Linked DNA regions of Mus musculus: region 2 is linked to region 1. The links are chromatin loops, found by intact Hi-C in ENCODE. Cell type or tissue: left cerebral cortex. All regions are shown on one strand. Each heading gives the region's core, and the rest is flanking DNA. Links, peaks and the distances in the headings are about the cores only.

Region 1 (16,587 bases), core at 5,679-13,678:
CTGACTCATGACTAATCCGGGAGATGGAAAATCACTTGCTTTCATTTTGGTCCAAGAAAAAGGAACGATTAGTTTGTTGATGAAGGATGGAGTGGACACAGATAACTGCAAATACAATTTGGCTTATCCACGTTCCTCTCACACAATTTTACTTTGTTGAAGTACATTTCAAGTTTTCCTTCATTCTTACAGTAGAAAACCAGGTCAGAACACCTCACTGCTGTTGTACTAACAGCATAATACATACAAAAACTATACTATAAGTGTTAAGTTTAAAAATGTCTTGCTTGGGGCTGGAGACATGGCTCACTGGCTGCTCTTCTAAAGGATCAAGATTCAATTCCCAAAACACATAATGCAGCTCGCATGACTCCATTCAGGATCTGACATCCTCATACAGACATACATGTATGTAAAACACCAACACATATGTGTGCATCCTGAGTTTGGATTATGGGTGAGAAAAAGGATGAAACTGAGGTCACATGGGGTCAAGACGAGCATCCTGGGCTTCAAGGAATAATGCAAGCACAGCAGGTCAAAAAAGCATCAGAAAGCCATTGTGTTAGCACACTGTACATGTACTGAGAACCTCTATGTTCATGTCATAATAGTCATATTCTAACTAAAGAAGCAAAAATACCTGAGACAGAGATCTACTATTCATTTCTTTTAAAATGTGTGTGTGTGTGTGTGTGTGTTGCATATGTACATGAGCTTGTGCCAAAGTGTGTGTGTGCGGGCCAGTGGGTTATTTCTCTTAGGGATTCATATAGACAGGCTTCTGAGATAAGTGTTTGTGCCTCCTAAGCCATTGCACTGCTTTCTGACATCCCTACCTACCCACTTTGTTTGTTGTTTGTTTGTTTGTTTGTTTTTGAGACTCATCATGTAGCATGTGCTGTCCTGGAGCTTGCTATGTAGACCAGGCTGGTCTTGAACTCATAGAGATCCACCAGTCTCAGCCTCCCAGGTGATGGGATTAAAGGTGTTCACCACTTGGGCCTGGCTCATTCATTCACTAATCCCCACATTAACAGAGGGCAAAATGCAGCACATGTATCACAAAGGCCACAAGCTCTGAAACAAGGGTCCTCTGAAGAAATTATTTAAGCAGAGAAAAGAGCATAGTGGGAGAAACAGTAAGAGAGGGTGATGTGAAAGCGTCACCAGGGAATCCAGTATTCTGTACCATTAATGAGCATAAATTACAACTAATGAAAGAACGTGCCAGAAATACTCACATCTACCCAGCAGTTCACTAGTACTGAAGCTAAGGCTGGCATTGGGTGTTTCGAATCCCTACCTAATGCTTGTCCCACTACAAGTTCTTACCACTCAAAAGCTAGATGATGTTCAGTCTTTCTGTGTAAAAATGAGTTTTACGTGGATGAGAATGAAACAGGAGATCCCAGGTCTTGGAATTCACTGTGTCCATATGCTGCAGGGGACCTTCCCAGCATGGAGAGGAGAGCCAGAGGGGAATCTCGGAATCTCAAGCTGACTGACTAGCAATCAGGTGTGTCTTTATTTATACAAGTTCCACAGAACAAAGATTGATTAGTGATTATCCAGGTGGTACAGAATATATGTTTGATTTTTCATTACATGTCCAGTCACAGTTAGAAAATACAAATGGAACAAATTCTTCTTATTGTTATTATCACCATAACTCAAATTTAAAGAATTTAAAGAATGTCTCCTCCAAAGCAAACACATTTAATATATTACACCTGCTTTTAGGATGGCACTGTTTGATGCTTGAAAGCACTGCAGACAAATGGAAAATCTGAACTGGTCTTTTTCAAATAGCAAATACTCATACCTAACTTCTTTTACTATATGTTTCATCATCTATGCTATAAAGTAGGCAGTGTTTACTTTAGTCAACCTATTTTATTTACTGAGTTGTATTCCTTTAAGAGTGTACCCTGTATACTCCCTACCTTTAAACTACGTTTTTAGAGACCTCTAAGCCTATAATACAATGAGACTTGAATCTGTAACCTAGTCTCCTGACCAGTCAGAGTTTGTCAATTATCTACTTGCCGGGCATCAAGTACACTATTTGAGTTTGCTCAGGGGCAGATACCCAAAGCAGATTCCTGGAGTAAAGGCCTCATCTAGCTATGTGCTTATCTGTGCTTAATGATCCTCAGGGCATAAAGAAGACTTCCAAATATCGGCCACATTAAGTTAATTTTAGGATTTTTCCAAAAAGGACTCAGGTATGATTTTTCTCAGAAAAAGTCAAAATGATTCACAATGCAGAAAATCCCTAATTATGCACTATGCAGAGACCAAAACCCAAGAGTTGGAGATAGAAGTACAGCGATTGCCACAATCAGCTCAGCTTTGCTGGAACTGTGGCAGCTTCATGATGCTCACCATTTCCAGTGGATATGGCTGTACCAATGTACTATCATGGTATCTTCTGCTACCAAGCCTCAGGATGGGCAGGCTTCTAAACCCCATCCCTGCACACAGATGGGATTTACCACTTACCCGTATCCTTACTGCTAAGACTATAAGAATACTCTAGCACTCTGTTCTTTTCTTCTACCAGAACCCCGGCTGTCTCATACCAAGCTGTCAGCTTCAAGGAACCTTGAAGGAATCAGATATTGTGGCCAGGAGGGAAATTCAAGGAGCAAGAAGCCAGATAGGCCCACCCAGATTCCAACCACACTGACTGAACTTGTGGAATGTAACCATAAATCAGATGGAAGACCAAATGTCCAAGTCAAATTTTTGGCATCCCTTTAACCTTTCCCTGCCTCCAATCACAAAGTACATCACTTCTGCTTCTCATACTGACAAATCCTGCTGCTGTGCCCACCAACTGATTAGAAGCAGCACTAAATTTGGGGCCAAAGAGTCATTGAGCATTTAGGTAAAAGTCAGCAGGAGCCAGCCCAGCAAACATGACCTCAAAGAGGCTGATCCTAAGTGTGTGTGTGTGTGTGTGTGTGTGTCTGTGTGTGTCTGTGTGTGTAGGTGTGTATGTGTCTGCATGCCTCTGTGTGTGTGTGTCTCTGTGTGTGTGTGTGTGTGTGTGTGTGTAGGTATGTATGTGTCTGTATGCCTCTGTGTGTGTGTGTGTGTGTGTGTGTGTCTGTGTGTGTCTGTGTGTGTAGGTGTGTATGTGTCTGCATGCCTCTGTGTGTGTGTGTCTGTGTGTGTGTGTGTGTGTGTGTAGGTATGTATGTGTCTGTATGCCTCTGTGTGTGTGTGTGTGTGTGTGTGTGTGTGTGTGTGTGTGTAGGTATGTATGTGTCTGTATGCCTCTGTGTGTGTGTGTGTGTGTGTGTGTGTGTGTGTGTGTGTGTGTAGGTGTGTATGTGTCTGCATGCCTCTGTGTGTGTGTGTCTGTGTGTGTGTGTGTGTAGGTATGTATGTGTCTGTATGCCTCTGTGTGTGTGTGTGTGTGTGTGTGTGTGTGTGTGTGTGTGTGTAGGTATGTATGTGTCTGCATGCCTCTGTGTGTGTGTGTCTCTGTGTGTGTGTGTGTGTGTGTGTGTGTGTGTGTGTGTGTGTGTAGGTATGTATGTGTCTGCATGCCTCTGTGTGTGTGTGTGTGTGTGTGTGTGTGTGTGTGTGTAGGTATGTATGTGTCTGTATGCCTCTGTGTGTGTGTGTGTGTGTGTGTGTGTGTGTGTGTGTGTGTGTAGGTATGTATGTGTCTGTATGCCTCTGTGTGTGTGTGTCTCTGTGTGTGTGTGTGTGTGTGTGTGTGTCTGTGTGTGTGTGTGTGTGTGTGTGTGTGTGTGTGTGTGTGTGTCTGTGTTGCTTGCACTTGAGTAGATTAGTCCAGTGCATCTACATGCCACTGTGATCAGCCAGTGACCTCCTCTATCACAGTTACCAAGGAGATACAGTTCTACTGGTATCTTTGTGGCTGTTTCCAGAAAAGTTAAACTGAGCATAAAGGACCCACCCTAAACGTGCAAGACACAGTCTTACGGATTTCATCCCAGCTTGAAAAAATAGGAGAAACTCATGTCAAATGTCATGCTGCAGCCTGTATCCCATCATCAAGGAATCCAAGGACTGCATCAGCTACGTCATAAGTTCAAAGCCAGCCTGAGGTACATGAGACAGGTAGGAGGGAGTACATTCCCTCCCATCTGAAAATCGTCCCCCTTCTGCCATCAGAACCACAAGGTCCCACTGCCATGCTTTGGTCTCACCTTGAGAGATGGCACTCTCAAATCGTGAACCTAACTAGTCCTTCTGCCCCTAATTTGCTTCTTGTGAAGTCTTTAGTCCTAGCATGCAACTCAGTTGGTGCAATGGGAAGGGTAGCCTTCTACCCTTCATTAAGAATGAGAGGAGGCTGCCTGCCTTGAATATCAGCACACCCAGGAAAGAAGGTACATTATCTAAAAGTAAGTGACCCAGAATACATGATAGATACATGAACCTATCTTCTCATTATTATTCTAGGTGGAGAACTCAAAGAAATTCTTAGAAGCCTGAGAATAAAAGAGTCCAGTCTTTAAACATGGACGTATCCTTAGGCATTTCTATATCTAAACCCATCTTTTCTTTCTAAGAAGAAAAAGTATAACAAAACAATCAGAAACAGAGAGCTCTATGCTTTTTTCATTTGGTCACAGAGTGATAGCACTTAAAACAAACTCAGACAGAGGCATGGTGGCTCACATTTGAATTCCAGCTTTGGAGAGTGTACTGGCTAGTTTTGTGTCAACTTGACACAGCTGGGGTTATCACAGAGAAAGGAGCTTCAGTTGAGGAAATGCCTCCATGAGATCCAACTCTAAGGCATTTTCTCAATTAGTGATCAAGGGGGAAAGGCCCCTTGTGGGTGGGACCATCTCTGGGCTGGTAGTCTTGATTCTATAAGAGAGCAGGCTAAGCAAGCCAGGGGAGGCAAGCCAGTAAAGAACATCCCTCCATGGCCTCTGCATCGGCTCCTGCTTTCTGACCTGCTTGAGTTCCAGTCCTGACTTCCTTGGTGATGAACAGCAGTATGGAAGTGTAAGCCGAATAAACCCTTTCCTCCCCAACTTGTTTCTTGGTCATGATGTTTGTGCAGGAATAGAAACCCTGACTAAGACAGAGAGGTAGAGAAAGGAGGATAGGAGGTCCAAGCTCATCTTTGGCTACATAGTAATTTCAGAACTGCCAGAGATATGTGACACCCTGTCTCAAAACAAATAACAACAAAAATCCAATAACACCTAGGAAAAATATCCCCACAGTAATAATACCAACACTGATAATAATAAACAAAAATAAAATAAACTCAGGACCTGGACTCGAGACAGAACTCACAATAGTTTCAGCACCTGGCAGCTTTACCTTCAGTGAATTCATTTCTTCTCTCATTTTCCCCATTTGGAAACTGTGTCCAAGACATGAGCTAACGAATAGAGAGCATTCAGCACCCACGCCACTGACCCACACTGAATTCAAATTTCCTACTATTATCTGTTCACTCCCACCCACATCCATTTCCTACAGGGCATCACAGTCGGACTCTCTGCGCCCTGCATCAGCACAGACAGATGTAGATACAGGGAGCATGTGGGAACCAAGACCAGCTAAACTTGCACTGCTGAGGACAGATCTGAAGTGACAAGAGTACAAGTGCAAAAGAAATGTTCATGAACACAAAGATGTAGGTGCTGGATTATCCTTTTTATGGCTGTATCTCTGGAACCAAGGCTTACTGAATAGGTCAATTTGTCTATAAATGTATCCCTGGGTCTGCAAGTCATTCTTATAAGAAAATCGCTACAGAAACTGATTGAGCATATCAAACTGCAATGACAACCATGGGAAAAAATGTGGTTTTCATTTATCTTGGATAGATAGATAGATAGATAGATAGATAGATAGATAGATAGATAGATAGAGATAGAGATTATATATATATATATATTATATATATATATTATATATATATTATATGTAGAGAGAGAGAATATGTGTGTGTGCCCATGTATGTAGGTGCATATATGCATATACCACAGCTCATTGTGTACAGCTCAGAGGATATCATTTGGGCCTTGGTTCTCTCCTTCCACCTGGGTTTTGGGCTTCATCCTGGCTTGTCAGGCTATATAACAAATATCTTACCTACTGATCTATTTCTCTATCCCAAAGAGTTTCTTTAAACAGTATTAGACAGAAAATATCATGGCACCCAGTTGCTGCCCAGTGAACACATATTTTTTTTTCATTCCATCTTTGGGCAAGCTGATGTTTTCTCTATAAAAATGATTTAAACTTCCCTGCTAAACATAGCAATCAAAACACTGATCTCTGAGTAAAAAGTGGATACTAACAGTTACTTTGGAAGTTGAGACATGAAAATAGTAGGTTCAAGACCTGACTGGGCCAGGGAGTCAGTTCAGCGCCAGGTTGGACAACCAAAAACCCTGTTCAAATGTAGAAAGTAAAAAAGGACTGAAATAGGGCTGGAGAGATGGCTCAGTGGTTAGAAACATGTATTGCTTTTGGAGAGGACTCCAGTTCAGTTCCAGCACCCGACTCCAGTGGCCCCCAGCTGCCTGCAACTCCATCTCTGGATGATTAATGCCTCATGGCTGCACTCACATGAACATACCTACATTATGGTGTATGTGTCTATGTATGCAAGTAATATAGACACACACGTAATGTAAAAATTAATTAAAGACAGCCGGGCGTGGTGGCGCATGCCTTTAATCCCAGCACTCGGGAGGCAGAGGCAGGCAGATTTCTGAGTTCGAACCCAGCCTGGTCTACCAAGTGAGCTCCAGGACAGCCAGGGCTATACAGAGAAACCCTCTCTCGAAAAACCAAAAAAAAAAAAAAATAATTAAAGAAAAGCTGTTGGAGAGAGAGACAGAGACAGAGAGAGAGAGAAAGAGAGAGAGAGAGAGAGAGAGAGAGAGAGTGCTAAGGGTAAGAGGGTAAGTGACAGGGCCGTGAGTTCATTCTCCAGTAATGAGAAAAACAAGACAGAGGGGTGGGGAGTTGGGGAGATGATAATCAATGCAGTACAAGACTAAGAAAAATTACTCCCTCTTCCCACAATGCCCATGCCCTAGATCTCTGGAACCTATTAATATCTTGATTTTATTAGTATTAAAATAGCAAATGGGAATTAACATTGCAGATGGGATTAATCAAATAAAGAAAAACAGAGTGAACCTGGTGTGTCACAAGTATCCTTAAATGGTCAAGAAGGAGGCAAAGCATCAGTGGGAAGGACTGAAGCATCAAACAAACCCAGACAGTGTGGGGTGTGAATGTGAACAAAGAGGCATGAACTCGGGAATGTGCCAGAAGCTCTAGAAACAAGCAAGACAGAGAACTGACTTTCCTTTAGAGTCTCCAGGACAAGAGATCATCCTACTCATGTTTGAATGTGTGTTTTATGCCATCATTTTTGCTTTTGTATGGTGTGTTATTTTGTATTGTGTGGTTGTTTTGTATGTGTGTGTGTGTCCATTGGTTACAGTAGCCGCAGCACAGGTGAGATCTCACAGCTTAACAAAACAGAAGCGTAGACTCACAGACCGTGCAACTTCAGAGCATGTCACGTTGTTGTTGAGACCACAGGGAGAGGTGCGGAAGGTGGAAGGATGATTCTGTAGGAGACAGCTGAGCAGCCCGCAAGAGGTCCTGACTTTCTCTAACACACTTTTAATAGAATGTAGCTGAGCACATATATAAAAGACTAACCTGTTGTCATGGGTTGAATTGTGATTCCCCCACCTCCATTCATATTAGATATAGTAGCACCTCCTATCCCCAAATTTGACATTATTTAAAGACAGAATCTTTCAAAAGATGAGATAAGTAGGATTGGTGTTAGCCTAATATGACTGATCTACTTACAAAATAAATGAAAGGGAAAGGCAGACAAACATAAGTGGGGAGGGACGTTATAATATAAAGACAGCCATCTACCAACCCCAGAAAAAGGCCCAGAATAAATCCTTCCCATGGAGCGCAAGAGCAACAGTCCTAAAGACATATGTACTTAGTTTTATATGTACTTAGTTTCTATAACTTGAAACTAGAGTTGGTTGTGCAAACCCTGATTTTTTTTCTGGGGGTGGGGGGCTTGGTTATAATTTGCAATGGCACAAATACTTCGTGTTGTCTCAGTAAAAGGATCAGTCTCATGGCTGTGAGTGGAGATACTGATGGCGGCAAGATGATAAAGCAGGCAGTTAGCAAAGTCCAGTGTCCATCCAGGTCTACTGAAGCGTGCCGGCAGCCCCTGGCTTTTTTCCTACATCCACTGATGGCTCTTACTAAAAAGTGGGGGAAAGACATGGTCTTATATACAGAAGAAGCTCACATGGAGAGAAGAATCTTTACAGAAGGAAGTAATACAAATGAGAGAGAGGAGGAGTGAAGGACGGATGGAGGTGAAGGGAGAGGGAGTATGGGGAAGGAGAGAGAGAGAGAGAGATTAAGGAACTGAGAGAAAAATGGGTTGGCCCAACAAAGGACAACATGCAGTTTTGAAATATGATATAATACAAATATTACCTCATTTAGAGTGTCCATGGCCTTGTGCAGTAACTGTAATCTGAAAACCTAATTCTGAGACTGAGCGCGCTGAACCCAAGGTACTCATTACAGACCCCCAGGTAAGTAATGTGCCCTCATTCTTTTTATACTCTCTTGGTCCTGGCTGTTCCTTCTCAGAGAATCTCATCTTACTGTTCTCTTTGGCAAAACTGAAGTTTTCATGTCATAAAAAGCCAGAAGTCAAAAGCCACAAGACACTTATTCCAAAGAAATACCATCAGCGCACCTTGGTTCTCATACAGCCAGCCTGGCTATTCCACCTCTAGTTCCCTCTCCCTTTCCATTCTTCTCCCCAAACGTCAAACCACCCAGATTCACCCTCTGTACCTCTCCCTCCCTCTGACCGCAGAAGCCAAATGGTACCTTGTCCCTCCTCTGGTCACTCTGGTTTCAGATGGAGCTGGCCAGTCAGGGGACTGGAAGAGACAGGTGAGGCACGGCAAGGTTTGCCAGCTTCAAGGAAAGGCTTTCCAGTCTCAACTTCCTCCAGTGGGGCGTGGCTGCCCTCAGAGGATGAAGGAGGAGCGCCCCACAAAGGGAAATCTGCGGGCTCTGAGGTTTCCGGAACTCAACCACACAGCAGTCAGCAGGAAACCTCCGCTGAAACTGTAAAACTTGGACTTGTTGCCAAGCGACGCGCTCATTTTCGATTGCGAGGTGAATGAACAGTGCAAGAGAAAAGTCTGTTCATGGAGAATCAGAGTCATGGTGAAGGCCAACAGTGCCACCGCCTGGCAGACCCTGCAGCAGCCGTTTCCCCGGGAATTTGCAATTGTCTGGAAGACTCCAGGCATGGTTCTACCCAAAGGCTTTGCCAGGTGCTACAAGACCAAACGAACCGCCACCACGACACCGAGAAACCTAGGAATAATAAATACAAAAGAAAGTCCTAAAAGCACGTTATCAAATATTTAGTACGATGCTTTAGAAACCCATTATTTTCTGGAGCCTCCTTCCTTTTGGGGAAAGGTGTGTGGGAAAGTGGAGTTATCCTACACTCCTTTGTCTAAGCCCTCTTGATGTACAGTTGAAGCATAGATGAGAATTATAATTCAAATGGTAGAGTTATTTCATCAAAAGGATATTTTTAAAACCTAAAAGATGTTCAATCCTGAGGCACACTGCTTTGAAACGGTTTCAAAGACATTTAACATCAAGTGATTCTTCTTACTTTATCTGAGAGCAAGGAGACCCCAAAGCGACCGCAATGCCTACCCATGCCCCCAAGATTTCCCTGAAATGTTTTCCTGGCAACATAAGATCACCAGAGAAGCTCTGATGGAGCTGTGGTCAGATCTGGAATCTCTGCAGTGGTGCCTAGTACCTTAAGCAATTTCCCCGGTACTGAGGAAATTTAAGCCAGGTGATCGAAACCGCGGGACCCAGATAGGAGAAGATGGGCTGGAGGTTTATGAGGTCCCTTACCACACTGAGGATTCTTAGAGTCATAGAGGGAAATTTTTGTAAGGTTTAAAAAAAGGTATTGTGTGGTCAGCTAAAAACAAGGAAGTAAATACGGGCTGTTACTCGCAGCGTGACCTTGTGTTAACACTGGGTTGGTGTAAATCAGAGAATGTTGGTCATGGGTAAAGGTCCATATGTGAATTATGTTAGCTTTAAGTTCTGTCAGCTCAGTCATACGTTAGTTTTCTATTGCCGATTTAACAAATTACACAAATGAAATTGCTTGACTAACATAGATAGCTCTGCATGCTGAATTTTCAACAAAGGTCTCCTTGTACTAAAATGACTGTATATATTTCTTTCTGGGGAATCTGGAGAAAGATCGGTTTCCTTGTTTTTCCAACATCTAAGACATTTCCCAGACTCCTTGGTCTGGCCCAAACTCCTGGCTACTGTAGTCATTATCCACGGTGGAGCGTCACTGCTGGGTTAGCTTCCGACTCTGTTTGGGCTTTCTCAGGAACTGCTTCCAGACTGCTCACTCCATAACTTTCTCTTCCACCTTCAAAGCTTGAAAGGCAGTAACAGGTGGCGCCCTTTCATGTTTTTTTTTTTTTTTTTCAGTCAGAGAGATCAAAGCCAGGACCTCACATAGACTAGAAAGTCCTTTACCACTAAATTACACCCCCAGCCCTAGTTTTCTTTTGGGAGAGGGTTTTTTGGGTAAGTCAGAGGTTAGGAAATTGGGAAGGGGGAAAGATTCTCACTGAGAGTGCTTAATGCTTTCAAGACAGACAGCTCAGCAAACAGTACTCAAAATGCTTGCTATTTGGTTGAAAATGGACCAGTAAAGCACTGTGGGGCTCTAATCTGGCTGATTCTGTCAAATAGACAGAAATGACAAATAGCTGTGCCTTCCTGACCCAACATCCAAAAGACCTAGAAAGGTAAGTTCACAGCAGTACATTTGGTTAGCTCTCATCTTCTGTCTCATATACCCATCCTGACAGTTGGGTTTATACGGAGCAGCCTTTAACTGACTGCAAGATTAAATCAACAGGCATAAAATGTGTTTATTTCTTCTTCTATCAGCCTGACGAGGTGGAGTGTCAGATGATCCTCAGCAGATGACAGTCTTTCAGCTAGCCTGAATAAAGCAGAGGCTTGCTACAGCTCTTCTGTGTACTTTATTGGTTCACCTATCCTGCTTTCTGACAAGAAGTATTACCCTTGCCCTGGATTCCTGTTTTCACTAAAAGTTTTCCTAACGTTTTACTGGTGTCCATTTCCTGTCTGGGAAAAATGCTTATGGGAGATGTCACTAACCTTAGGCTGCCTCATCCAAAAACCAGATGATTTCTAGTTATGCTGACAGTTTCACTATGGATGATCTTGAAGTCACTGGAAACTTACACTGGCCTGGCATATTCTTGTGATCCTCCTGCCTCAGCATCTTGAGTATTGGTAATACAGGAGAGCGAAGTCACACCTAGCATTTATGTGTTTGACTGTTTATGCATTTCTACACAAACAAACAAAAACAAACCATGTCTTAACAAAAGCAATAGATCAAAGAGGTTCATTTGGTGAGCAATGCTTGCTGCCAAGACAAATAACTGGAGTTTTGTCTCAGTCCCCATACTGAAGGAGAGGAATGACTCCTACAACTGTCCTCTGACCTCCACATGCATATCTACCCTACATGCATGCGTGTGCGCACGTGCGAGCACATACACACACACACACACACACACTTTTTCTCCCCATCTTGCTACATCCATCACTCTTATCAGGCTCCCTCTCTTTTGGGACTCACTATCCCCAGACATACTAACACTTCTTTGTTATTCATCCTCTATTTTGCATAACTCCATAACACAGTCTCTCATGCACACATACACACACACATAAATAAGAAAATAAATAAATATAATTAAAAATGTTTTCAAAGTAAAAATGTTTAAAAAGAATCAAAACAATTCATGTACCTTATCAAAGCATGGTGAGCAAACATGAGAAATGGCAACAAGAAGCAAAAGTACAAATACTTTGTAAATAAGTGCAGATGGAGCACATGTTCTTAAATGGCCAATGGATCATGGAAACAAAACAAAAACAGGATAAAAAATTTAAATTTCTAGAATCAAATGAAAATGAAAGCACAACTTTCCAGAACCTTGGGGTAGAAAAGGAGTTCTAAGAGAAACGTTTACATCAGTGGATGTTTGCATGAGAAAAGAATCAGAGGTATTGCAAGGAATTAACCTACTAGTGTCCCTTAAATTCTCCTAGAAAAGGAGCCAAGCACCAAAGAAGTAAATAACAAGGAAAATCTGGAGTAGGAGTGTGGGTGGGCCAGGGGGTGACGTGGCACACACTTGTAATGCCACTCTTTGGGAGGTGGAGACAGGAGGATCAGAAATTCAGAAGGCAGTTTTGTGTAACATCTTTTCTCTAGAACTCACAGAATCTGTGAGTGTATAAGCCATCAACATTCCACCATGAACTGGAGGGGGGGATTACAAGATCCCAACCACATCTGACAAGCTATAGGCAATTAACAGTTTCTAGAAGAGCAAGGGACCATTTTTTCACCAGTATAACCATTAGTTAAGGCACCAGTACTCCTGTGGATCACCCCTCATCACCTTCTTACGAGCAACCCAAGTGACAGTCTTTGGGTACCACACACACACACACACACACACACACACACACACACTCACCAAGAGACATTAAGTAAGATCAGAATTTATTGGGAAGAATAAATAGAAGGGGACAAGAGATAGTGGGGGTACAATCATAACACAGTACATCCATCTGAAATTGTGAAAGAATAATTTTCTAAAGAACTTAAACATTTCCAGACAAGCACATTTGTGATTTGCTGCTCCTGGAGCACTGGGGGTGTGGGGTTTACATACTGAACCCCATCACTTCTGTGGTCTTAGCTCAGATGTCACTTCTGCAGTAATGCATTTCCTGACCACCCACACCTCCCCATCTTGCTACATCCATCACTCTTATCAGGCTCCCTCTCTTTTGGGACTCACTATCCCCAGACATACTAACAATTCTTTGTTATTCATCCTCTCTGTTGCATAACTCCATAACACAGTTTTATCTTGCTCATTGATATAGCCTCAGAACATAAAATAATGCATGGCACATAAGAGGCACACAGTATCTATTTGTGTGGAGGATAGATAATGTCAGAAATCTCTGGCTTATATTCCCTTCTGGAGTAAGCATAAAGTGCTTCTGTATGAGGTTTGGAGGCAACTGATTTTCTCTCTTTGACACAATGCTTCTAACTTAGAAGTACACCTGTTGTATATCTCACTGAATACTTAGCCCACCCTACCTGTGGGACTGTGATAGGCAGCCTATTTTGGTTAAATGAGGCTTGTTCCGATGACCCAGTAGAGAACTCTACAAGGGACAAAAAAGTGAGCCACATTCCCAGAGACAGGCGCCTGACACCACAAAGCCCCCAACTCCATAATTCTGTGACTATCAGTCACGCAGACAATGCCCCAAGCTTCTGGCATTCTGGCTAGACTCCACCCCCACAGTTACCTGATAGCCCAGCCCACTATTAAGAGAGGCTTCTTGGCCCCTCCTCCCTCTCTTTAAGCCCTCACCTTTCTTACTCTCTAGCCCTCCTCTCATTCCCTTCCCCGCTTTCACCACATGGCCATGACCAGTATCTCTCTCTCTCTTTCTACCTTCTCTCTTTCTCCTTGCCTTTCTACAATAAAGCTTTATGTAGTGGCTATTCCTGGTTGTCAACTTGACTATATTTGGAATGAATTACAATCCAGAATTGGAAGGCTCACCAGTGACCCTTATCTGGAGGCTTGGAGATCCTTATCTGGATCTTGGTATGAAGATCTTGAGCCATAGTGGCTATGGTTTCCAGAAGATTGAATCTCCGAGTTTAAGGAACACACCTTTAATCTGGGCTACACCTTCTGCTGGAGACAATATAAGGACATTGGAAGAAGGGAGTCTAGCTCTAGCTCTTGCTCCTTCACCTGCTTGCTGCGTGAGACTGAGTAACTGCTAGATCCTTGGACTTCCATTCACAGCTGCGACTGAACCATTGTTGTGAATTGGGCTGCCGATTGTAAGTCATCAATAAATTCCTTTACTATCTAGAGACTGTCCATAAGTTCTGTGACTCTAGAGAACCCAGACTAATACACTTTAAAACCATAGACTGTCTCTGCTCATCAAGACCCACCCTGCTTGAATGAACTGCTTCTAACCTCCCACCAGAAGGCCTTCATGCGCTGCAGCCATGGACCAAACCAAGGACTCTCACCCACGTGGGAACCATGAAGCACCCTCTCCCCCTGCCCTCTCCTTCCTTCAGCCCCGGGGCTCACTGTTGCCCTGGGGCCCCTATTATGTTCTCAGCTTTTCCGAGGTGTCCACTGGTGTATGGGATGTCCGAAGCTAGGAACCTGGTGCCTAGGACACCGCGGGTTCTCCCCCCTCTCTCCCCCACACCCATGGCCCCTCACTTACTATTTACAGTCTTTCATATTTCACATAGAGTGCTTTATACCAGTTTTGACTTAAATGTATTTTTCCTTTTACTTCATTGTCTCATCAAATTTTCACTTATTTTATTTTCTAGTGTCATATATATTTGTGACACATACATACACACATATATGTATATATACATATATGTGTGTGTATATATATATATAATTCTGAGAAAGAATTCAATAATCCCTGGGAATTCTAAAATTTACCTTACTAGAATGCCACTTGTTATATGTCATTTCTATAAACATAGCATTAGAAAATCCTTCATGAAGTAAGAATCATATAATTTATGAAGAAATAAGCATGAGCCAAGATTATTTTCCCGTGGCTGTGCACTTACTGCTGGCTGTTGTGCTTGTTGGCCCTCACCTTCTTGTACTAACAAGGCACCATGAATAGGGAGGCAGGTAGTAGAAAGCAGAAACAGCGTGTTTGAAATTAGGTCCTTTTCTTTGCAGTTTGTGCCTTGGAATTGTGGCAGAGGGTTATCTAACCTAGGTTTTGTGTTTTTGTTGTTGTTGTTTGTTTGTCTGTCTGCATTTACACAACTGTCCCAGCCCCATGAAGATGTTGTAAGTAGCACTTAACTTATATATCATTAGCAAAAGGAATGTGTACTCCTTATCTAAAGGAAAATGGTTCCGTAGTGGTCCTGTGTACTGGCTGGATAACAGCTAAGACTGAAACCACATTTTAAAGGAGACAGAGCCACACAGCATGAAGGAAACTTTATTCCTGAGTAGCCACTGGGAAGAACATGCCTGGGGAAAAGCACCCAACCCAACACATTAGCAAGAAAAAATGTCTTCTACTACGCCACTGGAGTTTAAGGTTGTTAGGATGCTGTCCTGGGTCTGCCTCTCCCTTCTGGGTAGCCAGGCCCATTGCACAGTGAGCTGGACTGGAGGGAGAGAAGCTTAGCAGGGTCAGGTGGGTATAGGCAGGATCTTGGTCAGTTGTGAGTGCATAGATAAAGAAAACACAGAGCAGGGAACAGCTTCAGAGCACTGGTTCAGTTTGTTGGGGGAACCAAAGGCTAATGGAACCTTTGTGGGATGAGTAGCGGCTCTTGGGTAAGTGTACATCACTGGCTGGGGCCAGAATACTAGGGATGCCTCATTTTTGTGAGCAGAAATTCCAGGTGCTGCTGGGCATGACCTTATAAGGGGAAAGGAAATTTAACCTAGCTACTGGCTGTGTGACATTCTCTGGTGAGGCAAGGGTGGGAGGCACACATTTGCCAGGACATAGAGGCCTGGGGCAAAGGGGGCAGTGGAGTGACCCTGCCCCTGCCCACCTCAGGATGAGATTTCCAGGATTTGGGCACACATCAGCCCCACTCATCCAGGCCTGCTCCTCTCCATCTCACAGCTTTCTGGCCCCACATTAAGACAGCAGCAGGCATTAGTTACCCTAAGGACACCCATCCTAGGAATGTCTCAGAGGCACATTTTTCTTATAAGCAGAAGAGAAATAGGTTAGGCCACAACAAAGATAAAATATAGCATTTCAGAAGCACCTGGTCCATGGATTATTTAGTGAGCTATATATAAGTTGGGAAGATGATGCAAATATTTACCTAGCACGATTTACCCTGAAATTCAATCTCCAACCATCGAGAAGGAGAAGGAAGAGAAAAGAACAGAGGGGGAAGAGAGAAGATGGGAGGAATATATGAAAGTAAGCTTAGTGGTTAGACTAGGAATGGACTGCATAGACTCGTGTTTGAATGCTTGGCCAATAGGAAGTGGCAGTATTGGGATGTGTGGCCTTGTGGCCAATAGGAAGTGGCAGTATTGGGAGGTGTGGCCTTGTTGGAGGAAGTGTCACTGTGGAGGCGGGCTTTGAGGTCTCCTATCTTCAAGCCACGCCCAGTGTGACACAGTCTGGCACACATTCGTTCTGTTGCTCCTTCTCCAGTACCATGTCTGCCCACACACTGCTGTTTTCCTCTATGATGATAATGGACTAACTTTTGAGACTATAAGCCAGCCCCTGTTAAATGTTTTCCTTTATAAGAGATGCTATGGTCCTGGTGTCTCTTAGTAGCAATAAAACCTTCAT
Region 2 (16,587 bases), core at 3,303-11,302, 2.0 Mb before region 1:
GAGGATAGGAAGGGCTGTGTCACATATGCATGGGTAGTTCGATAAGAAAAGTGTGTGCGTGTGTGTGTGTGTGTGTGTGTGTGTGTGTGTGTGTGTGATGGAAAGAGACATAGAGAGACAGAGAAAGACATAGAACTAGTAATGGGGAGTTGTTGAGGCATGGGAAAGAAGTTGCAGGATGCTTAAATTGAGTAAGGGAAAGAGTCCCCTCCCTGTTGGTGTGGCTCTGTGAAAAATCCAGCACAAACTCTTTAAACAATGCCTTGCTGTATTGAGAGAGTGATAAAAAAGCAGGCAGAATGAGGCAAAGACACACTGATATCTTTAATTCATTTGTGTTTTTTTCCCCCGAGATTAAGGGCAGCTCACAGTCATTGTCCCACAGGACAGCCAGAACTCTTATAGAAAATGCACTATCTTTTTGGTATGAAAAATCAGAGGGTGAAGTCTGGGTTGTCTACAGCCATAAACAGTACAGAAATAATCAGGTGTTTGCATGGACACTGGTTACAAGGATGTCTAAATAGTCCCAGGAAAGGAAGCAAAGATAGGATTAATTTATATTTCTTTTAAAAAGCTTGATAACATAAATTATCTACTTTCCCTAGCTTAGACATATAATAACTGGATTTTATTTTCAACAAATTTGGCATAGAGCCACTGTATATTTAAATTGCAGCAGTAAATATTTTGACAAGGGAACATGGATCCAGTGGTATAGATGGTATTTTAGCAATTGTGTGGAATTAAAAAAATAGCATACGGACACACACACACACACACACACACACACACACACACACACACACACACACAGAGTCATTTATTTACAACAGCCATCATTATAGTCTGCTTTCTATTTCCATAATAAAACACTGAGACTAAAAGGGACTTGGGGAGGAAATGGTTATTTCAACTGAAGGCTTGTTGTCTATTATGATGGCATGAAGTGAAGTGAGGCCAGGAACTCAGTCAGAAACTGGGAATTAGAAACTGAAGCAGAGGTCATGGAGGAGTGTGGCTTACTGACTTGCTCCCCATCACTTTCTTAGTCTGCTTTCTTATATACATCAGGACCAGCAGCCTAGGGATGGTACTTTCCATAGGGTCCTGGGCTCTCCTACACCAATCATTGATCAAGGAAATGCCTCATAGACTTCTCTACAGGCACTCTGATGGAGGCATTATCTCAAATGAGGTTCCCTCTTTCCAGATGAACTAAATAGCTTAGCCATAGAACTCACAGGGTTCTTAAAAGCTGTGTCCATTTCTAATTATTGCATACTTTTAAAAATGTAAAACATACTACACTATATAAGGGATTAAATTGTTATTAGGAATTTGTGGTGGGTAGAATATCATGTAAGGATATCCTTCTGAATGTGACAATTTACAAGGAAAGTGAAGGAAGTTATGTTGGGTTACCTAAATCTATTCAATGAAGTCACAGATACTTAAGGATCTCAAACACATAAGAACTTCTAGTGGATGATCGGTGAGTTTTGTGACTATTAAATAAGGCAAAAGAGGCGAGCAATCAGAACCCAATGAACATGTGCCAGAAGGAAGATATAAAAGCAGATTTTCCTCAGAGATTTTCAAAAGAAGTACACTTCTACCAATCTCCAACTTCCTAGTAATTCCTTCCAGAAAGACAATGGATCCTGCCTCCTTCATGTGCTCTATTTTCATGATCTTGTAAGCCCATATAATTTGTTTTTAGTTTGTCATTTTATTAATTTAGAAGTTACATACTTTCCTATCCCACAAATTTCCACCATCTGTATTGATATCTTTAGAGGCTGCATTTTCAAAACATGTGCAGTTATTTATCAAGTGCTAGAATAACCTTCCTTACTCCTTTGTTAATTAGTGTGATTATTTATTTTGAGGTTTTGTAACCCAGGGCCTTGAGCATTATCGGGGAGCAACTATTCCACTGAACTACAGTATCTACTGCCCTCCCTATTACCTTATCAGATGCCCTAAATCTCCAGTTGGCTTCTCCTGCTCTACTGATACTCAGTCATTTCAATATATACAGAGTTGATAAGTCAACATCCTGGGTCTTATCTCTAGTAACGTTATCCATAACCACAAATCAGCTGCCCACCAAAAAGTTATCCTTTAAATCTGTGTGAGCCGATGTTGTCTGGCCCCCAAACTCTCCAGCCCACCCCAGTAGCAGTTTTATGGCCATAGAATTTGATGTCTGTTGGGATATGAAGTTCAAGCTCCTACTACATTTTTATTGTTGTCAGAGTTTATTCTCACTTTCTACTAAGCTTTGCTTAGACCGTGTACCAGGATTGACAACAGTAACCATTTTCTCACAACAGCCACAACTTTCTTGCTTATTTCCTCCATCATCAGCACTCAGACATACGACATGGCTTCAATGTCCTCTCCTTGTGCTCCTCTTGCTTAATGGTGGCTGAACGTGACTACATTAACTGCTGACTTTAGAATTATAATTGGCCAGTGTTATAGTTGCTAAGAAGATCATTCACTACTTCTGCTTCTCAATTACCAAACCTGCTTTATTTCCCCTTAAATTTCGCTGATATTCTACTTCAATATTATCTTAGAAATACAAAAAAGACAGTTTCTCTGCTGTGTCAAATACACCAAAACACTACTCCTTCCTGTACAGAGAAGCCGGGTTCTCTCCAACAGAGGTTAAGTCATACCAGCTCTTAGCTATGCCAGCTCTCCATCTGTATTTTAAATTCTATCTCATCTACAAAGCTACTCAAGGATTTTGAATGTGTGATTCTTTTCTTTAAGTCATCATTAATATTTCTAAGTTTTATTTTAAGTCATACCTACTTGTTCATGCACCCTATTCTATACACACGACATACCTTTCATCTCCCAAACAACAACAAATCTTATCCATACCTTCCACATACGAACACATCATTTCTCTAATGCTGTTAACCACAGAAGGGCTCAAGAAGCTGTCTCTGCCTTCCTTCTCTTCTCAGGGCTCCTGAATTTCTTATAACATATAAATCAAAAACTCTGACATGAATATATTTTCTTTAAACTTAACATAAATATGTTCAGGGAGTATTTCCTGGGACAAATCTTTCTGGTTACATAGGTAGCATGTGGAATAATTATTTTCTTTATTTAAGTCTTCTTTAAACATATTATTGCCCAGACACCATTCTCTTGATTTTCTTCTTATGTCATCCACTCCCAACATCCCCCATTGATTTAACCAGTTCTTCCTATTGTGGTTTCAAAGTAAAATGTCCTCCACAGGCTCATTTATCTGAACATTTAGTTCCCAGCGGATGGCAATGTTTGGAAGGATTATGGAAGGATTTTTTTCAATCAATTAATCAATATCCTAAATGCTGCCCCCTCCTGGTTACTCCTTACAGAGTCCCTCCCACAACCACCTCCCCTTCACCTCTGGCCTAACAAGTCTCTACAGGATTAGGCTCATCTTCTTCCACTTAGGTAGGACCAGGCAACCCTCTGCTACACGTGAGCTAGGGCCCTTGGTCTAAGTCCCTGTATCCTCTTTGGTTGGTGGCTGAGTCTTGGAAAGCTCCCAGGGATCCAGGTTAGTTGACACTGTTGGTCTTCCTGTGTAGTTTCTATTCCCTTCAGGGCCTTCAATCTTTCCCCTAACTCTTCCATAAGGGTCCCAGACTTAAAGCCAATGTTTGGCTGTGGTATCTGTGTCTGTTTCAGTCAACTGCTGGGTAGAGACTCTCAGAGGACAATTATTCTAGGCTCCTGTCTGTAAACATAATGGAATATCATTAATAGTGTCAGGAATTGGTGCTTGTCCATGGGATGGGTCTCAAGTTTGGCTGGTTATTGGTTGGCCATTCCTTCAGTCTCTGCTCCCTCTTTGTCCCTGCATTTGTTTTAGACCAGACAAATTTTTAGTCAAAAGTTTTGTGGGTGGGTTGGTGTTCTTATCCCTCCACTCAGGGTTCTGCCTGGCTACAGGAGGTAGACTCTTAAGGTCACCTGCATTGACTTTTGGGAGCTGCCCCCATCCCAGGTCCCAGGGACTGCCTAGAGATTCCTCCCACTTCTAACCTTGTCCCACATTACTTTTCTGGTCCACTAGGCCTCTCTCCTCCCTCTTTGCACATCTGATCCTGCTCTACTACCCCCTTCCCTTCTCCTACCAAGGTCTCTCCTTCCCCCTGCCACCCATGACTATTTTGTTCCCCCTTCTAAGTGATATTCAAGGAATCTCACTTGGGGTTTCCTTCTTATATAAGTTCTTTGGGTCTGTGAGGTATATCGTGGACATTCTGTACTTTATGGCTAACATCTACTAAACAGTGAGTACATACCATGCATGTCCTTTTGGGTCTGGGTTACCTCACTCAGGATGATATTTTCTAGTTCCATCTATTTGCCTGCAACATTCCTGATGTCTTTGTTTTTAATAGCTGAATAGTATTCCATTGTGTAAATGAACCACATTTTCTTTATCCATTCTTCAGTTGAGGGACATTTAGGTTGTTTCCAGTTCCTGGCTATTATGAATAAGGCTGCTGTAAACATAGTGGAGCAGGTGTCCTTGTGGTATAATAAAGCATCTTTTGGGTACATTCCCAGAAGAAGCATCACTGTGTCTTCAGGTAGAACTATTTCCAACTATCTGGGAAAACACCAGATTGATTTCCAGAGTGATTGTATAAGTTTGCAATCCCACCAGCAGTTAAGGCGTGTTTCCCTTGATCTACATCTATTGCTGGAAGTTTTAAGAGGTAGAGTTTTGCTGGAGGAAGCACGCTACTGCTGGAGGGCTTTGAGCTGTAAACTCAGCCCCCACTTTCTGTTTGTTCTTTGTTTCCTTCATACAAATGAAACGTGCCCAGCCTGATTTCTCCTCCTCTTGCGGGATCTTCATTGCATTTCCTATGCCTTCCCTGCCATAAATGATTCTTACCCTCTGGAATTGTAATCCAAAATGAAGCTTTTATGATTTAAGTTTCTTTTCTTCAGACTATTTTATCACAGCAACAAGAAATGAAACTAAGAAAAGCCCTTGGTTGAGTTTGATATGGGCCAGCATTCAGCTCCTGGCCCTCTTTGTCTCTCACACTCAGCCTTAGATGAGCTAGGTCTTCCAAACCAATGATAAGGGGTGGAACATACAGTCATTGACCGTGTCTTGGTTTCTATCTACACCCAACTAGCCACTGACCATATCTTGATGCCTATTTACAAGTTGGTTAGCTATGAGTTCAAACTTAAAATCTCAAAAATGAATGATGCTCCCCAGTGTCTTTCTTCATCTCATTAAACAAAAACTCTATGTTTACAAATCTTCAGCAAAAATTCCCACGGTCATATGCTGGTCCTGGTTGAAATAAGTGGGTCCTGGGCATATATCCAGAAGATGTTCCAACCGGTAAGAAGGACACATGCTCCACTATGTTCATAACAGCCTTATTTATAATAGCCAGAAGCTGGAAAGAACCCAGATGCCCCTCAACAGAGGAATGGATACAGAAAATGTGGTACATTTACACGATGGAGCTATTAAAAAGAATGAATTTATGAAATTCCTAAGCAAATGGATGGACCTGGAGGGCATCATCCTGAGTGAGGTAACCCAATCACAAAAGAACTCACACAATATGTACTCACTGATAAGTAGATATTAGCCCAGAAACTTAAAATACCCAAGATATAAGATACAATTTGCTAAACACAGGAAACTCAAGAAGAACAAAGACCAAAGTGTGGACACTTTGCCCCTTCTTAGAATTGGGAACAAAACACCCATGGAAGGAGTTACAGAGACACAGTTTGGAGCTGAGAGGAAAGGATGGACCATCTAGAGACTGCCATATCTGGGGCTCCATCCCATAATCAGCTTCCAAACGCTGACACCATTGCATACACTAGCAAGATTTTGCTGAAAGGACCCAGATATAGCTATCTCTTGTGAGACTATGATGGGTCCTAGCAAACACAGAAGTGGATGCTCACAGTCAGCTATTCGATGGATCACTGGGCACCCCAATGGAGGAGCTAGAGAAAGTAACCAAGGAGCTAAAGGGATCTGCAACCCTATAGGTGGAACAACAATATGAACTAACCAGTACTCCCCAGAGCTCGTGTGTCTAGCTGCATATGTATCAGAAGATGGCCTAGTCGGCCGTCAGTGGAAAGAGAGGCCCATTGGTCGTGCAAACTTTATCTGCCTCAGTACAGGAGAACGCCAGGGCCAAGAAGTTGGAGTGGGTGGGTGGGGGAGTGTGTGGGGGACTTTTGGTATAGCATTGGAAATGTAAATGAAATAAATACCTAATTTAAAAAAGAAATTAAAAAAAAATAAGTGGGTCATGAAGTGAAGCAAAGAGACATGAATTTGGGAAGGGTCATCTGTAAGGGGGATTTCGAAGTTGACAGGCATGAGAAAGAGATAATAAAATGTAAGAGTTTGGGTGATTAGAATATATTATGTATGTATATTAAATGTCAAGGCAGTGGTGGCACACACCTTTAATCCCTGTACTCAGGAGGCAGAGGCAGGCAGTTCTCTGTGAGTTTGAGGCCAGCCTGCTCTTTAGAGCAGGTTACAGATTAGCTAGGGCTACACAAAGAAACCTTGTCTCAAAAACAAACAAACGAATGAATAAATACTTATATAATTAATTAATTGGTCATAGAACAAATTTAATTAAAAATAGTTCTGTCACAGGGCCAGAAAAGAGTGCTCAGTGGTTAAGAGCACTTGCTGCTCTTTCAGAGGACCTGAGTTTGGTTCCCAAAATCCATATTGTGTGGCTCACAACTACCTGTAATTTCAGTCCTAGGAGATCTGACACCCTCTTATAGACTCCATAGATACCTGAACACACACACACACACACACACACACACACACACACACACACACACACACACACAGAGAGAGAGAGAGAGAGAGAGAGAGAGAGAGAGAGAGAGAAAGAGAGAGAGAGAGAGAAACACATTAAAACTGCCACAAACCCTCAAACAAACAACTTGGAATTACCTTAGACTGTCTTGCGTGCACACACACACACACACACACACACACACACACACGTATTAAAATTTAATCAATCATAAAGTGCTACTCAATGTATGAAACAGCATAACTTAGTGTAACTGTAGAAGTTTATTTGCATTAAAAAAATAAATGCTGAGCTTATGTGATAAGAAGTGAACCCTTGTGTTCTTCAGAACTCTCTGTGTACTTCAGCAATCATTCTGCCCCCACAGACTGAGTTTGCAGTAGAGAACACTGCGGGGCAACAGACTAAACTAGCTAGAATCCACTCCACAATAATTCAGATTTATATAAGAAAAACTAAAGATCAAAGACAGAGGTACCAAAGACCCAAAAGAAAGCACAGACAAAATAAAATCAGAAAGAATTAAAAATGGCCACAAGGAGGAGACAGAGGATAAATAGAGGATGGCATTTAGTTAGAAACCTGATTCTGTCTTTTTTTAAAATAAAGAATTGTCGAGGTATACTCATGAATCCTGACTCAAAGCTACTAATGCTGTAATCTTTTGTGTGAAAATTAACCTTTCAACTCTGTGCATGTTTTGTTTTGTTTTGAACAAGATCTCAGTATGAAGTCCAGATAGCCCTCACACTCCTTACACTCTTCCTCCTGTCTCAGTCTCCACAGCAATAACATCACAGGCATTTACTACTAAGCCTGCCTAATTTTCTCATTAGTAAAAACTGCATACATAGAAAATAATTAGAATAAATTCAGCAACTTTTAAATAAAACACATTTCTTAAAAACTCACATGTTTAAGATTCCTGAAAGTGAAGGAATGAACATTAATTATGCTTTGTTTCCCACACAGGAAATCCTGTCATTTTCCAAAGATAATCAACATTTCATGTGCGTGCACACGAGGTTAAAAAAGCCAAAGGTAAACCAACAATTTTAGTGCTGGAAGCTGAGAGGTAAGGATTAGGGATGAGGGCTAGGGTGAGAGGAAGGGCCGGGCTGGGTGAGGGGCAAGGGGCAGGACAAGAGTGGGGATGGGGTGAGGAGTATGTGGTTGGGGCTGTGGTGGTGTGAGGGGTAAGGGTAAGGGATGGGGTGAAGGGTAGAGAGTGGGTGGGGGTGGGGATGGACTGAGTGAGGGGTAGGCGGTGGGGTAGGGGAGGTGGGGGTGAGGGGCAGAGAGTGGAGCGATGGTGGGGGTGGTGAACCGGAACTATTGGTAAAAGGACATTGACTTTGGAGTGAAACTACTGATCATCAGCTACAAAACACTCATTTCGTTTTCGTTTGTAGACAATGTAGCAAGGTCCACAGTGGCCCATGCCTCCTAATGAATGTCTTTTTCTTTCCCACAGTCTCATGCTGCTATGTATCTTGGTGAATCTTATCCACAAGGTTCTGGACTACCTTCCTTTCTAGTCCTTGTCACTCAGATCTGGGGATCTGTTACCCATTCTTTTTCCATAAGTACAGGTGATGCTTCTGGACAACGCCGAAACTTGAAAGACATCTTAATGAGCCAAAAGAATTTGAAACCTATAGAAATGTTGCCACTTTTTAAATGAAATGTGACCATAGTCTTAAATCCCCAGTCTTAAAGAGGTTTCCATGTGTACAATCATCTACTTAGTCAACACATATTGAGTGAGTGGTAACTGTATGTCAATCGCTAGAACGCATCATTCTGGGGGTAAGCAGGAACGATTTAAATATGTGATCAGGACGGGTGGTACAGTGGTTAGAGTGCTGGTCTGACACTCACGAGGCTCTGGAGTTGAATCCCAAACACCAAAACAAGGGAAAATAAATTAAATTAAAAATATATAACTATGCATGAATAAGGTACAAGAGTGTGAACTGTTGTGTAGTAGGTTTGGGGACAACATAATCAATGTCAAAAATCAAGATTATCTAGTCAAATTGCAAGTTTGTGCTCCCTAGGTCCAGTGCCACATTGTCTCCATGAATACTAAGCACTGATGTCAGTGTCTTATAGATAATCAGTATATGACTGAAAAGACATAAACACAATTCACACGACAGTGTTTCTTAAATTCTGAATATAGACTTTCAACAGGAAATATTGAAGGAAGAATTTTGACTTGCTTTACTTTTGTTACAATTTTTTTTTGAATGAAGAAGAGATAGATATTTAAGTAGGAATAAGAAATGTCAAGGTGGGTTTTGTTTTGGATAAGAAATATCTAACCAGACTCTGAACTATGTAAAAGAAAGAAGAAAAGCATGGCTTATCTTTTCTTCTTTGCATTTCTTGGTTTTATTTTTTTTATTACATAACTTAGCTTACATTCATAGTATATGTAAATAGAGTGAATACTATTGGAGGCTTTCTGACCCTGCAGTTCTCCCGTATCTGTGTGTATGATCATAACACTAAATGCTGTGCTTGGAGAATAGGATGCACATAAAGGCAGATAAATATTTAGTGGACTAGAGATCTAGGGAGAAGAAGATTGTGGTTAGAGTAACTGAGGAACCAAACAGTAGTGACAAATTACAATGAGAAAGAAGAAAAGAATCAGCAGAAACAGCTTAACCATGGTTGTAGGAAGGAGTATCATTCCTTTGCTCTGAGGCTCCAGTTTATCCATCTTAGATGTATCTTCTTTTGGTGCTAAAAGGACAGTTCCATGAACTAATAGACCTGTAAAGTAAAGTAAGCCCGGTCCCCTTGTGGTTCTCAAGAATAAACAGGACTCCTTAATAATTAACCCTGTTTTGCAAGCCTCAGAAAATCTGGAAACTTAAAAGCAAAGTAACTATTATATTTAATTACTTCTTAAGGTTTACATAAATTAAAAAGAAAATGTGTACCATAATTCCCCATGTCCTTGGAGCTCAGAGTTACATATTTAATTTAGTTTACTGATTACATTTTTAATGGGATTAATTTCATTTCTAAGAGAATGGAGTGAAACTTTCCTGGAAAAGATGTCTTTAGAATTATAAGCTCGATACCCCCTTTCTCTTCATTAAGCTGAAATTACTCATTCAATTTCATTGTATTATTCTGTACATAATTAAGGAAAGACATTGAAATAAGACAGTAGGGGAAGAAAGCATGTTTGAACTCAGCTTGTGAGTAAAGGAAGCAAGGAAGGAAGAGGTCATCCCAGACTTTGCTGGAAGGCTGTTAGTTAGCATATCCCCCCTCTGCCAGGAAGATGGAGAATCTTTGGCTGAAGTGGAAGCTATGCAAATAGTAGCAGCAATTGGTGAATAGTCTGTTGGCTTCCTGAAATCATTGGAGGTGTGAGTGAAAGGCATTTCAAAATGCAGAATCCTTGTAGTGAGTTGACAAAATTCTGAGAGTGAAGTAAAGAGCACGGAGGAAAAGAAAGAAAGCCATGTAGAAGATACCAAAAAGAGCCGGGCAGTGGTGGCGAATGTGTTTAATCTCAGCACTTGGGAGGCAGAGGCAATCGGATTTCTGAGTTCGAGGCCAGCCTGGTCTACAGAGTGAGTTCCAGGACAGCCAGGGTTACACAGAGAAACCCTGTCTCAAAAAACCAAAAGAACAAGGGCAAGTAAACTCCTGGCAATAGGTCCTGGATGGTCTTCATGGTGAAATATGGAGACTGGATTCTCTTAACAAGGCAGAAGGGCTCTAGCCATAGAGATTTAGCAGAATTACATACTACAAAATTAAATAAATTCTAGGCTAATGACAAGACAGGCAGCAGTCAATATTCCTGCAATAACCACCCTGGCAAGCTCCATATGGTGCTCCTGTAGCTGCTGTCACGGTAAGCCAGTGTAATTATTTAAAGCCCATTTCTATAGAGCTAAATGATGGAGTATTTATGACACTGTGATTAAAAGGAAACCAGCATCCCCCCTCCTGCAAACAGTTCTGTCACTGCGCAAAACTGCACTCAAACTTAAAAGGTGCCGTTGCAATCTAGTTTTATTTAATCCAAGAACTCATTTTAAATATTATCTAAGAAACATATATTGTGATGAGTTTTGTATTTACTTGACTCTTTTTTCCTTCAGTGTCTAGGACTAAGCAATCTGAGGTCTGCTTCACTTGCAGCTCAATTTTTTTTTCTTCTTCTTCTTCTTCTTTTTTTTTTTTTTTTAAATAAAATGACTTATATTGGATGCAAGAATTTAAGTGAACTTTAGGTCATAAAAAGGAGAAGTGCGTTCTATTGTAGGGTTGTAGATGTGTAATTTCACACCGGATAATATAAATGATAAGATTAGACATTATTATATCGTTCTTTTCAAATGATATTAGATTTGAAGTCACAGTAGATGCTGTATTCCTACTGGTACCTTTATCCATGAGTTTTTTTTATAAGGCATCAGTTCAATTACGTGATGTATTTTGAGCTTTCCTAGGGTTAAGATGAAGCGTGAACTTTGTCATTTGACAGGATACTCCCTCAGGACGGAACATCCCTTCACTCAGAGCTGAAGATAAGAGAGCAGGAAACGAGCCCCGCATCTACTCTTTCACCACAAGTTATTATTATTTTTGTTTTTAGGTTCAAGCCCACGTATCTCTGAACATCCAAGAAAGGGCTTCCTGGAAAACAAGACAAAGCAAAACAAACCCCAAGTGTCCTGGTGCATATGGCCCCACACCACCGGGAGAGAAGGAGCCCACACTGGCAGGCACTGAGACTCTAAGGGTGGACATTGGGTGAGTTCTGCAGAGTCACTGAGCTCTGAGCTCTTTGCTGTTCAAGGGGAGCCATGCAGGATGAAGATGGGTATATCACTTTAAACATCAAGCCCCGGAAACAAGCTCTCAGCTCAGGTAAGAAGGCTCATTCAGCAATTTGGGCATTAGTGAAATAGGTCACTCCTATTCTCTGTCTCTCTCCCAGTGACAGGGTGCTTAAACTTATTTGTGTTTTCCTGAATGATATTCTTTTTCTGAAGCATGCAAGTGGGGCCTACAGAAGCTGCTGCAGACATAGTTAGAATACAGGCAGAAAATACAGAAGAGGGAACATTGTACTAAGGCTATTAGAATGCAATACTGGGGTGCTTAGAAGCTGGTAGAACAAAGCGAAGGACAGTTTGAAAACTCAAATGTCTTCACATTTTAAAGGAATACATTTGTTGCATGACTTAATTAGAAAACATGAGAGTTTTTTCTTTTAATGTTCTGGAGGGAAGCGTTTTATAATCTGAAGTCTTTCCTTTCTTTTCTGTTTAAAATGATATAAAGTCTTTGGTTCATAGTGTTGTTCAATATGTAAACATTTCATAAGTTAACATTTATGTAACATAAAAATAATTTTTTTGTCCTTTTAAAAACAACATCAAATTTCTGAACACCAGAAGACCCAGTTCTCCACCAGTTGCCTATGAAAGTAATTGTGGAGGAGAACAGGGGTGCTGAGGGCCATGTAAGAGGAATGACAAATGGCTTTAGAAGTCTTGGAATGTGGTCCAGCAGTTAGCACAGCCTCAATGGGTATGACCCAGAGAGGACTCCATGTCCTGAGGACTTCATGCTGTTATGGAGTTCTGCTCTGCTTGTTGCCCTTCACATCCCTATAAAAACTCTAAGGAGTCCAGCCCCTCACTGGACAGTATCTCTGGCTCTTATAAAATATGCTTGATCTCTTTCAGGTATTTCTGCTCCAGCAGATTAATGATTCAAACACCACCCTAGAAAAGAACTTAAGAGATGTAGATTATCAGCAATGACCACCATCCTTAGAAAACATTTGGAAAAATAAAATTGTTAGTGAATCTAGGTTAAGATGTTTCTGCTACTGCTTCTGATGTAAGAAACCTAAGGGAACAATTTGATGTTCAGAAAAGCACACTTTCATTAGCTAAGCTAAGGGCTTTTTAAGGTCAGGGAACAAGAACAATGGTAGCACTGAGTCTTACTAGTAATAATTGATTTCTTACACCCATTTTTGCCCTCAGCTTCCTAAGATGATTTTATTAAGTAGGTATGTATTCTGAGGGTTTAAAGTAGATATGACTGATTTTTTATATAAAAGTTTAATTTGTGATTCTTTTAAGATTCTTATAAGATTACTTGTAAAGATAAACAATAAAATAAAATAATTAATCTTATTTTTGTAACTGCAAACTGCTGCCTGCTAGTGAGAGAAACTACCTTGCTTGCTCACACTTTGTTAATCTATAACAAGTTGCTTGGTTACAAATGTACATGGGTTCTTGGGAACAATTTGTTTTCTTTGCCTATAATTAGCTACATAATGTTATTTCTTGTAAAGGTACAGGAGAACATATGTTTTTTCATAGTCATTCTCCAGAAGAAAACTAGAATGTCTGTCTGTCTGTCTGTCTGTCTTTGCATGTATGAAGTTACTGAAGTCTGTTTTTTATTTCATCCTCTCAGTGTACATGTATGTGTACATGTATGTATGCTTTTTCTTTCTTTTCCTTTCTTTCTCTCTGGCCCCAGGGATTAAAAGAGTTTAGAGTTTTTTGCTGGCCATGGGGAGAGCCAACCCCTTCTCTCTGTTCCCTCAGAGAGAAGTCTGCTGAGGAATTTCTCTAATCACTGGATGCCTTATATAGAAGTCTCTATCACTATCTGGACTGATCCCTGTCAGCAGCTTCCTGCCTCAGTTTACTCACCCATAGATGCCAAAGCTACTAATTGGCACAGGGATGCAAAAACAAAAACAAAACAAAACAAATCAAAAAACCCAAAACCAAAAAACCAAAACCAACAACAAAACAAAAAAACAGATACACGTGGCCTTGGTAGCCAGTTATATGTTAGAATGGACAGAGAATAAGTCATAGAGAGTGGCAATGGATGGGTGGTATAAATTAAGCCATTCTTATTGAGGATGGTCACTAATGGAATGCAGGTAAGATCAGAGTAGGTTCTTTCCTTCCACCCTGTATTCCAGGACTCAAATCCAGTTTATCAGGCTTATGTAGTTAGTGCTTTACCTGCTAAGCCATCTTAATAGCCAAAGTCTTACTGAGTTTTGATACAGTAACTCATAGAGCCTAGACTGGTACTGATTTTGCTACGTTGCCAAGGCTGCCCTTGAACTCTTGATTTTTCTGCCTCCATGTCCCAAGCTTTCTCACACATAGCTTACAATGCTGTTTATGATAGACTTAGGCAATCCTGAGAAGCCCAGGGTAGCCTGAAAGTCTTCTGTTTGCATCTTTTCTGTGCTCCCACAGCGGAACCTGCCTCTTCTTGGTGGCGTGTGATGGCTTTAGTTCTGCTGATCTCATCCATGGGGCTGGTTGTTGGACTCGTGGCTCTGGGGATCATGTGTAAGTACTGGCTCCTTGCCAGGGTTTTGACCTGAGGGAAGCAACAGCCACGAGGCGTATTATACTAAGCTTCCTAACTGTCTTTGCTCCTCTCTTTGTCACCTACTCTGATTGTCCTGAATACTGCTGCGGATATAACCTCATCAGAGGAAGAAAACTCAGAAGGGAGAGACCCCCTCCTCTTCTGATTCAAATCACTTTTAATTTTTTCCATAGTTAAAATTACTTTCAGAATGTGTTTCTGACATTTAAGATCCTCCTCGCTGTGAATCCGAGCTATCTTTCTTTCTGCCTCTCTGCCTTGCTTAATCTGAGGCCTGAGCAATCTAGAACTTTTCCAGCTTCAGAAATAAAGCCCGTGCCTTCCTATGTGAAATCTTGCTTACTCTAGTCTCTATACAGAAAAGCTACCCCACCCCATTTTATTTACTGACACGTCAGTTTTCTGTTCATGACGATCTAATAATAAGACTTTATAAGGTCATGTCATAATTTGTGCTGCTAGTTTGTTTATTTTCCTGCTCTTAATATATTTTAGAATCCTTTATTCCTTATATTGTTTACATGGATATAAAGGCATTTTAAACACCATAAAATATAATATGCATTCTCTTTTCATGTGTTAGTCAATATATTATTATTCTTAATTTAAAATGTTTCATAAAGATATTGAAAATAAGAAACAGTGTAGCAAAATTAACCAGACTGAAAAGTCTATGTATTTCCCTGAATTTCTATACAGGTGGTTCTCAGCCTTCCTAGTGTTGGGATCCTTTAACACAGTTCCTTGTGTTATGGTAACCCTCATAATAAAATTATGCTCATTGCTACGTCCCAACTCTAATTTTGCTAGTTATGAATGATACTGTAAATGTCTGATATGCAGTATAGCCCCTGTAAAAGGGATGTTTGGCTCAACAGGTCATGACCTACAGGTTAAGAACTGCTTTTCTATATGGTTAGAACAGCCATCTGAACATACATTTTTAGAAGGATTAATTCAATATTATATGTAGAACAGAATACAAAACCCAAGGCTTCTCATCTCTATAAAGCCCGCTTAGAAACCTGTCCAGGAAATATCGGAACAGCTGCCTTAGTCACGTGTTTTTATCTCGGGACTCTCTCATAGTCGATTCACACGCTCTTTTACGCAGTCCTTTATATTTCGCTTTTCAGTGTTGATTGGCTTTTGTGTACCTGGTGAACTCTTTAGCTACCGGCAGGTTTATATAAATGAAAGTTCACTCAAGAGTCGTGCCATCATCTTTCTGACCTTGAGACCCAGATGTAATTTATCTCATTTCTACATCTAGCGGTCACACAGCAAAAGTATCTACTGGCGGAGAAGGAAAATCTCTCAGCGACTCTGCAACAATTGGCCAAGAAATTCTGCCAAGAGTTGATTAGACAATCAGAAATTAAGACAAAGAGCACTTTTGGTAAGTCTGACTTAGAAACCTCATTTCTCCAAGCAATGCACATCTGTCGTGGTAACTGGAGAGAGGTCCACCCAAGCAGGAATGCTGCGGGTGGGAAAAGCTTTGGCTAGGTTTTGTCAGCCCCATACTCGGTCTCACCTTCAGAGCACAAGTGCAGCCCCTGCGCCACGAAGTGGAGATACCATGGAGATAGTTGCTACGGGTTCTTCAGGCGTAACCTAACATGGGAAGAGAGCAAGCAGTATTGCACTGAGCAGAATGCAACACTTGTGAAGACTGCCAGCCAGAGCACCCTGGTAAGGAGGGTCCCATGTCAAGCATTTTGGAATGCTGAGGGGAAACATTGAAATGCTGTTTTTCCTTTTCATGTGTTTCTTAATGGTTTGCACTGTGTGCTCCTCTGAGAAGTTTAGGAAACGTAAAAACTACAGAGCTCAAATATTCAACTCAGTCCTATTACAGAACATCGCTAAAGTGTTTCAGTAAGATTGGATTGTTGTGGACCTCCCTAATAGTGAAAGTGGACACTGGATCAGACATTGGATGAGTCTGCTAGGGATGCTCCCAGCACACTTATTCCAGTTTGCATGACTTTCTGCCCCATGCTGTAAGCCCAGGCTTACAGAGAAGTTTAGAAATTAAATTAACTAAATAAATTGACTCAGTCAAAACAGGGGAGTGCCCTAGCACATCAATTCTAGCACATCAACTCCATTATAAAGAGAGCAACTGGAGAAATGAAGCATGCCCTGCCATCTTGTTACTCCAGGCTACCCCACTTGAAAATCTGTAATATAGCAAAGAAGTAATATCATTTTTAAGAAGAGATTAAAGTTAAGAAGCAATAACTTTTTGAGAAGACATTAAAGTTAAATATCGGTTGGATTT

The links. Peaks named below come from ENCODE experiments on the same cell type or tissue, not always from the same donor. Only the 100,000 strongest peaks of a DNase experiment are listed, where the experiment ranks them.
Region 2: it touches region 1 in a loop (4-fold over the local background); 3 of 42 quality-filtered maps call a loop at or near these places.

Annotation. Positions count from the first base shown.
Region 1 is chr6:131,344,563-131,361,149 of GRCm38, forward strand. It overlaps a transcript of Styk1 not described here. Among named protein-coding and RNA genes, the nearest start is that of Gm22362, 28 kb to the right of the region's middle. In left cerebral cortex, for the core only: a CTCF peak has its summit at 9,288 (motif pointing left); a DNase peak (open chromatin) is centred at 9,260; H3K4me3 peaks cover 495 bases.
Region 2 is chr6:129,385,899-129,402,485 of GRCm38, forward strand. It overlaps Clec1b (C-type lectin domain family 1, member b), which reads left to right and starts at 11,399. Exons shown (of 6, transcript NM_019985.3): 1 at 11,399-11,780; 2 at 14,162-14,257; 3 at 15,574-15,699; 4 at 15,844-15,995. The coding sequence starts at 11,717. It also overlaps a transcript of Clec12b not described here. In left cerebral cortex, for the core only: a CTCF peak has its summit at 7,417 (motif pointing right); a DNase peak (open chromatin) is centred at 7,435.